2 separate regions of the Homo sapiens genome follow, and region 1 is linked to region 2. Evidence: chromatin contacts called from ENCODE Hi-C or POLR2A ChIA-PET data. All regions are on one chromosome and are shown on one strand. Each heading gives the region's core, a stretch centred on a gene start or an enhancer-like site at or near the end of the contact. The rest is flanking DNA. Distances are from core to core; before and after follow the strand shown.

Region 1 (3,770 bases), core at 1,005-3,504, 50 kb after region 2:
GAAGGAGAGACACCCAACACCACAGCCCAGAAGGAACCTCCACAGGGAGTCAGTCAAAAGCCAGACACTAAAATTACATTTTCTCACTCCCTTCTCATTTGGAGGAAAGTCTGTGTGGGGCTGGCTGTGATCACACACTTTCATCACACACTTTCTGCATAAGTGAGAGAACTGTCTCAACTGCCTCCTCCTCTTCCTCCTCATCCTCCTCCTATTCCCTCTCCCTCCTCCACTGAATTCCCAGCTCACTGCCTCCCACTAGTTCACAGTGTGCTAGGGCCCTCCAGCCCCACCGAGAAGCCACAGGAAGCTCTGATCCACCCCCACAGGGAAAAAGGGATCAGAACCACCACCCAGCACAGATATAGGGGCCTTGTGTAGGGGACCAGCCAGGGAGCCCCTCCATCTTGAAGAATCTAAGTCACGAGGACAAGCACAGGAGCAAAGCAGGCAGCCTGAGCTATCCATGTCCCAGGCCACTGCCGGCCTGTTCTGAAAAATTTCACACAAGGTTATCCCCAATATTCCCAGACATGTGTCCCTTCCCCGGTGCTGCATGGCCCCCACACTGGCTGAGTATCTCCAGTGGGAGAGGAAAGGACAGACCGACTCTTAGGAATGCCTGCTCACTCCGTGGTAGCATGTCCCCTTCAGGCCTCCTTTCCCATCTTTGAAAGTGAATCCTGGGTGGCTCCCTGTCAGGGGAGCACACAGATAACCCAGCCCCAAAGATGGCGGGGCAGACCTGGGCATTAGCAACTGGAGTTCTGTTTTCCCTTCTAGGCTACCTACTATGTGTCGGGCTCTGTGCTTGGTGCTTTGTAAACCCACTCTCATTCCATCACCCAGCAACAGTGAGACCCAAAGCTCAGAGAAGTCAAAGACTTTGCCTGAGGATCTTACCTACAATTAATGGCACATGGTCAAGACACAAATCTCATTCCAGAAACCAAGATCTTTCTACCACACCAAATGTTTCCCTAAAGAGAGCCCATAACTCCACACAGGAACCCAGCCCAGCCTGGATAACCCATCAGAACAGAGGAAGAAAACTCCTCTGTCAAAATGAAAGATGCTAATAGCAAGGGTGTTTACTAGGAGTGTTCAAATTTCCATTAAAACCTTCCTGTGCAAAGATGAGCTACGAAAATTTCCTTCTTGGAAGCTTGTACCTCCTGGAATCCAGACATCTACTTTCAAGCTGCTGAAGGCTCCCACTGCCTCCCCACAGGGCTGCAATCCCGACCATGGATTATTAAGGAGTCCACAGGCTTGGCTCAATGAACAGAACGGCTCCGTTATATTTCAACCTACCCACTAAGACTTAAATATCACACCCTAGTTCAGACAGCCCTCGCCTTTCATTTTTCTTGGCTTTAGGAAGACAGGGAGGGAGGGCATACAGAGCCAAGAACCCAAGTGTCTGAGCTTTTACAGTAACCCAAACTCACCCAAGACAGGCTGCCCAACCGGGCCCACCTCTGTGTGGCTTCTCCAGATCAACAGAAATTTGGGGTGAAAGCCTGCTTTTCTCCATGCAGTAAGGCATCTGCATGAAAGGCACATGTTTCCAGGACCTTCCAAGCTCTTTCTTGAGTAAATATTCTCTTAAAAAGGTTTTGAAGCAGAGGCTAAGGAGAGGAGTCAACATGGAATTTTATTTCTCTTGGATTATCTGACTCAAGCAGCACCCAAGACTAGCAAGACCAAAGATGGGCTGACCCAAAGATAACCATTTACAACAGGAGTCAGCAAACCAACAGCCTAAGGGCCCAATCCAGCCCGATGCCTATTTTTATAAATAAAGTTTTATTGGCACACAGCCATGCTCATCTGTTCTGGGGTGTCTGTGGCTGATTTCATGCTACAAAGGCATAGTTGAGTGGCTGCAACAGCATGGCCCAGAAAAGCCTAAAATCTCTATTATCTGGCCTTTTACAAATTAAAAAAAAAAAATTGCCAACCCTTGATTTAGAAAAACTTTCAGATGTAGTTAGGCCTATTTCTTGAGCCTTTTTAAGAGCAAATAATATCTCTGGAATATATTTGGTATAGTCTTATATGGAGGGAAAAGGATGAAAAAAAATGGCCCCTGAGTTTCCTTCCAAATCCACAGGAAGCCAAAAAAGGAATGAGGTGCCTGGTACAAATGCCTCAGGTGACAGACATCCTATTTACAGAAAGGCAATCTGTGCACCACCTCAGGGAGGCCAAACCAACATGCCTGGTGCAATCATGCAGCCTTACCCTGCAACCACGCCCAACACTTGGAAGCCTAACGTGGACAACGCCTGGTGCAAGAGGGCATGTGGTCAGATGTTCCACCCCCACTTAGCTCAGGGGCAGACAGAAGGCTTCTCCAAAGCTGTCCCTTGGCAGGATTTCATGTAGCAGATGCCACTAGTCTACAGTCTCTACAGCCTCTGACTCCCAGCATGTACACATGTAGGTGTGCACAGAGGCCCAGAGAAGCAGGGTCAATGGAATCCATGAAGCTGACCTGGTGGCAGCTCAGGGTTTATTCCCTGCTTCCAACCTACCAGCAGGCACAACTCTTGATAGATCTAACAGCACACTGGGGATGGAGCACTGCATCAGGACTGAGGAGACTCAGGGTCTTGCCCCAGCTCTGTGGCTAACTCCTGATGCAACCTTAGAAGAGTCATATCATGTCTCTGGGACTCACTTTCTTCTTCTGTCAAATGGATTAATACTACCCACTCCATCTAACTCACAGAGCTCAGTCATGCAACAAGTAATTATTGGGCATCTACTATGAGTCAGACATTATGCTAAGCACTTGGGATATAGTGGCAATCAAGATGGACAAATTCCCTGCCTTGTGGAGCTTACACTCTGGGGTTGGTATGGAAACTAATAAGGGATGCATAGATGAATACTTTGAAAAATCATGATGTGCTTCACTTGAGTCGTGGATGGTGATGCTATCTTCCCACTCTGGGCCATTCATGGACTAGACTCACACACTGAGCAGACCTGCTGGGAACACATCACTGATAAAAGTCATTCATTGGGAACTATTCTAAATGCCTTGTATGTATTAACCTCACCATCACAGAGAGTCCTCAACACTGAAGTAGGAACTCTAAATATGCATACTCCACAAACAAGGAAGCTGAGGCCTGGAGCACTGGAGCTAAAAAGGAAATATGTGTCCTGTCCCTTATGATATCTCCCATACTGGCTGGAGATGTTGAATTTACTATATTAAATTCTTCTCCATTATCTTGAGGAGTAAGGCCAGGACCCTTCAGATGGAGAGGAAGTCTCTCTCCCTAGATGGGGAAGGGAAGTTCTCCTTCCCTAGTTCAATCATCACAGAAAAGGAAAGCATCTAACAGGAAAGTAGCACCCAGAAGAGAGGCCTTAAACTCCTTGGAAGAGGTGATCCTCCTATCTGCCTCTTTGGGCTGAACTCTCCTAGCAGGGGATTTTTAGAAGGGTGGATAACCAGTTGTGGGCTGCAGTGAGAAGAGCGAACCCAGCCCATGAAGAAGGCCAAAAAAATGAGGACTCTGGCAGGGTCTGTGAGCTAAGATGAGCTATGCCCTACAGGGCAGTTATCTAGCTCTGTCAGCCTCCATTCATTTCCTTTTTTCTGTCTCCACATTTTCAGTAACGTCCTGTCTAAACATCCCACCAGACTCTCAACGCAACATAGACAATTAGCGAAAGGTTAGAAAGTCATGCACCCAAGCTTGGCCCACCACAGTTAGAGGAAAATGGCACCACCTTAAAACTAGTATGTA
Region 2 (3,537 bases), core at 374-2,873:
TGATTTCTCAACATCACTGTGAGGGAGCTATGAACATCCTCATTTTACATACAGGTAAGGTAACTGAAGTTCAGCTAGATTAAGTGTGTTGACCAGGACACAGCACTAGCAAGAGCCTGAGGACACCTGGCTCCTGCTGTCACCTGGCTGTCTTCACCTGGTGTCCCACAAGTACTTCAAACTCTGCTCTCCAAAGCTCTGCTCATTGTCTTCCCACTCGCCATCCTTACCAGCCCCTACCCACACTACCTTGCTCTTCCTGAATCCTTTGTCCTCACTAGGACACCACCCTCTACTCTGCTGACCAGGCAAACAAAAGGACCCAGGCGAACAAAAGGACCAGTGTTGCCCAAGGCCTCTGCAGAGGTCTGTGCATGCATCTCAGAGAGCGAACTAACCATGGGAGTTCAGCACTGATCCTATTGTGTCCTTCCACTGGCTTTTTGTCTGAGCTCCCACTGGAAAAACCCTGCATTCTTACTTGATGAATTTTCAAAAGCAGCCAGGGCTTTATTATCAACTGTCTTTTATGAATAATCAAAGTCCAATGGGGACTCCCTAATTAGCCTGGGCATGAAGGCCATTTGCATAACATATTGAATGCCTCTGGAGTGTCAGGTACCTCAGTAGACATGATGGTTCATGCACTAAACCTCAGCATGTGACCAAGCCTATGGCCAGACACAGATGAACTTGAAAGTGATGCACTGGAAGTCGATGCCCCTTGAGGGTGGGTGAGCTCACAGAGTCTATTCCTGACACTGTTGCTCTCACCTCGTGACAAAGAACCAATGCTGCTTTCTTGCATCCACCCCTGAGTTCCAGAACCCCCGCAGACAGGCTTCCAAAAACTGTGTCCCCAAACTAAGACTGTGTGATATGTAAGAAGAACTGGCAGGGGACCCAACCTATATTATAAAACCTCTTGATCTCCTAAAAGAGAGCTGAGTTTAACCCGACTTAGATCACCAGGACAGATGCTATCACAGAATCTTAGAATCTGAGGTTGTAATGGTCTTCTCCAATTCAATATCAAATCCAGTGCTCCCAGTCCTCTTCTCCTAGGACTTTGTATTTGAGGTGGGGAATAAGGGAGAAAGTGGAAGATGTGGCTAACTTGCAGGTGAGTAAAGGAGAAGTCAGGAAGAAGTAGTGACTTGTCCCCCAATTCCCACACTCAGGAGCATGGGCAGTGGAGGGAGAAGGATGCTGCCACTGGCTTCATTTACATTTGTCCATTTACAAATACCATGGCAACAAGAGCTCAGGCATGCAATGCCCTCCTGCCCAGATTCCTGCTTCAAAATCAAAACAAATCCAGTATGCCTGGAAAACCTGCCACAGCTCAGCAAACTAGGAACAGGTGCCATCAATGTGCCAAAAACCTAAAGGAATCTGAAAAAAAAAAATCAGTTATGCAGAAAAAGAGAAGGCAGGGAGGCCCCTTGGGCAGCTTTGCTCCCTGAGAAGCGGCAGGATGGTTGTGAAACAAGGAGTGAGGCCCTTGAAGAACCTCACATCAGAGCTGCCTACATCAGTAGGGCTGAACAGGGAGGTGAGCCAAGTATCAGGCACCGGGACTCCCTGGTCACTATGGATCACAGCAGTGTTCAGCAGCAGCAGCAGCTCTGAGAAGCCCTGGGAATCACATGGCAGATACATCCAGAAGAAAACTGGCCAGGGCAGGGGCTTGTCCCTGACACAGCAGGTGGCAGCTCCAGGAAGGAGGACAAGTCCAAGCACAGTTTGTACCTGGCATGTTGGCCAGGTTAAACAGCAAGCCAGATGCAAACAGTTGGCACAAGGTGCAGTGGCTTTACCAAACACAGAGAAGAAATATCACAGGATTAAGTTCCCCTTCTGGAACTATTCATGGTTCCAGCTCACTCACCCAGACTCACAGGTCTCTGCAAGGCTTCACTTCATCATCCAGTGCTCTAGTGCAAGATCCGAGAGTAGCATTCTATGGGCAATGAGGTGCACAGCAGAGGAGCCCAAGAGAATTGACCCTCCCTATTTACAGGCAAACACTGACTGCATTCATGGATGCAAAACACGAAAACCTCCCACCAGACCTTGAAAACATTCTTAACTATAAAAGGTAGAGAATGCAGCACTCAAAATAAATAAATTTGAAAAAAAAAAGGACTGGGTGGGAAAGTGCCATTATCATCATGGCCAAGAGCACAGGCTCTGCTGTGAAACTGGCTGGACCTGAGTCCTGGCCCCCAGTCAGTACCCAGATGAGGCTGAGTAGGGCTCAACCCTCTGGACATGCGTTTCCCCAATCTATATAATGAGGACAAACAAAGCACATGCCCCTTGGAGTTGTTCTGAGGTAATGCACACAAAGTGCTTAGCACAGTGCACAGAGGACAGTCTGTGCTCAGTAAACAACTCGTGTGATATTGTGATAATTGAACTTGGAGAAACCATCTATTCTATGTCTGCAGTAAAAGTCAAGAGAACTTATTTCTGAAACAAGATGTGTTATGAAGGGCACATTTAGAAAGCACTCTCAAAATGAAGAGGAAAAAAATACAGAAGCAGAAATACTGTGAGGTCTAAGACAGATTATACAAAAAGATGACAGATATAGAGGACAGGCAGCCAATTCAGAATAAACCTAACTGAAAAGACGAAAACAAAAAAAAGTTTCTTAACACAGAAGACAGACCCAAGTCTGAAAGTCAAAATGCTCAGTAGGCATGTATATATATATATATATATACACACACACACATACACACACACACACACACACATATATATATACACATACATACATATATTTTAATTTCATGGTGAAGAATTATCAGCATCCAAACAGAAGATATCAGATTATCTATGAAAAAAAAAGAGAAAAATCAAGCTGATATCTGATGTCTCCTCTGCAAAACCCAACAGCAGGGCCAAGTTGTCATTCATATTAAAAGAAACAAAGTGCAAAGTGCGATAAAGCAGAATACGTTGTTCAAGAAGATTAAACAGGTGTTAAATTTTTCATATTTGTAATTAAGACATTAATCAAAACAAGGAATTCAACAACAGGAGATGTCCATGGTAATAAAGATCTGGCAATGAACCCTAAGATCTATTAGGTTTAAATAATTGTTACAACTGTGATTACAAATCAAAATGAAAATGAAAACTAAAATTTATTGGAAGAGAAGATAAAATGTGAAAAATATAATAATAATAAGTAGAAGTTTTAAATATCAGATTATACCATAAAAGCATGAGTGTAATATTATGGAATGGGGGAATGAAAAGAAGAAAAATTATTTATCTTACGTGGCAAGGAGTAAGAGGCTATTTCACTCTATACATTAACCATTGGCAAAATATGGTTGAACAATAGTTTTAAATACTTGAGAGGCAGCATGGGTAGACATTCCAATTTAATAAAGAAAAGTATAAAATAAAAAATTTAAATATCTATTACAGATAGACAAAAAAGACTGCAAAAAGCATTTTTTAAAAAACAGAAAGGCCAAAACATATTAGTTATTACAATCAAAATGTGTGGTACACATT

The links. A loop is a pair of places that touch in the nucleus more often than their neighbours do. ChIA-PET counts read pairs that join two places held with the same protein, here RNA polymerase II (POLR2A). Pooled maps may share reads with other maps.
Region 1: a loop to region 2 is called in a map of gastrocnemius medialis, with 5 times the contacts of the local background. The contact joins two enhancer-like sites. A Hi-C loop is called at or near these places in 4 of 168 maps with a recorded cell type or tissue (PC-3, PC-9, gastrocnemius medialis and 1 more) and 3 of 50 pooled maps. POLR2A ChIA-PET finds 5 or more read pairs at or near these places in 5 of 52 experiments (AG04449, AG04450, HCT116 and 2 more).

What each region holds. Positions count from the first base shown.
Region 1 is chr10:77,546,062-77,549,831 of GRCh38, forward strand. All of the region lies in intron 1 of KCNMA1 (potassium calcium-activated channel subfamily M alpha 1), which reads right to left. Among named protein-coding and RNA genes, the nearest start is that of KCNMA1, 90 kb to the right of the region's middle. RefSeq lists an enhancer at 1-300. Within about 2 kb of position 2,255, at least 2 of the 41 ENCODE cell types and tissues checked have a DNase peak (open chromatin) inside an H3K27ac peak, as active enhancers do; they include gastrocnemius medialis, where a contact is called at or near this core.
Region 2 is chr10:77,496,693-77,500,229 of GRCh38, forward strand. All of the region lies in intron 1 of KCNMA1 (potassium calcium-activated channel subfamily M alpha 1), which reads right to left. Among named protein-coding and RNA genes, the nearest start is that of KCNMA1, 140 kb to the right of the region's middle. Within about 2 kb of position 1,624, at least 7 of the 41 ENCODE cell types and tissues checked have a DNase peak (open chromatin) inside an H3K27ac peak, as active enhancers do; they include gastrocnemius medialis, where a contact is called at or near this core.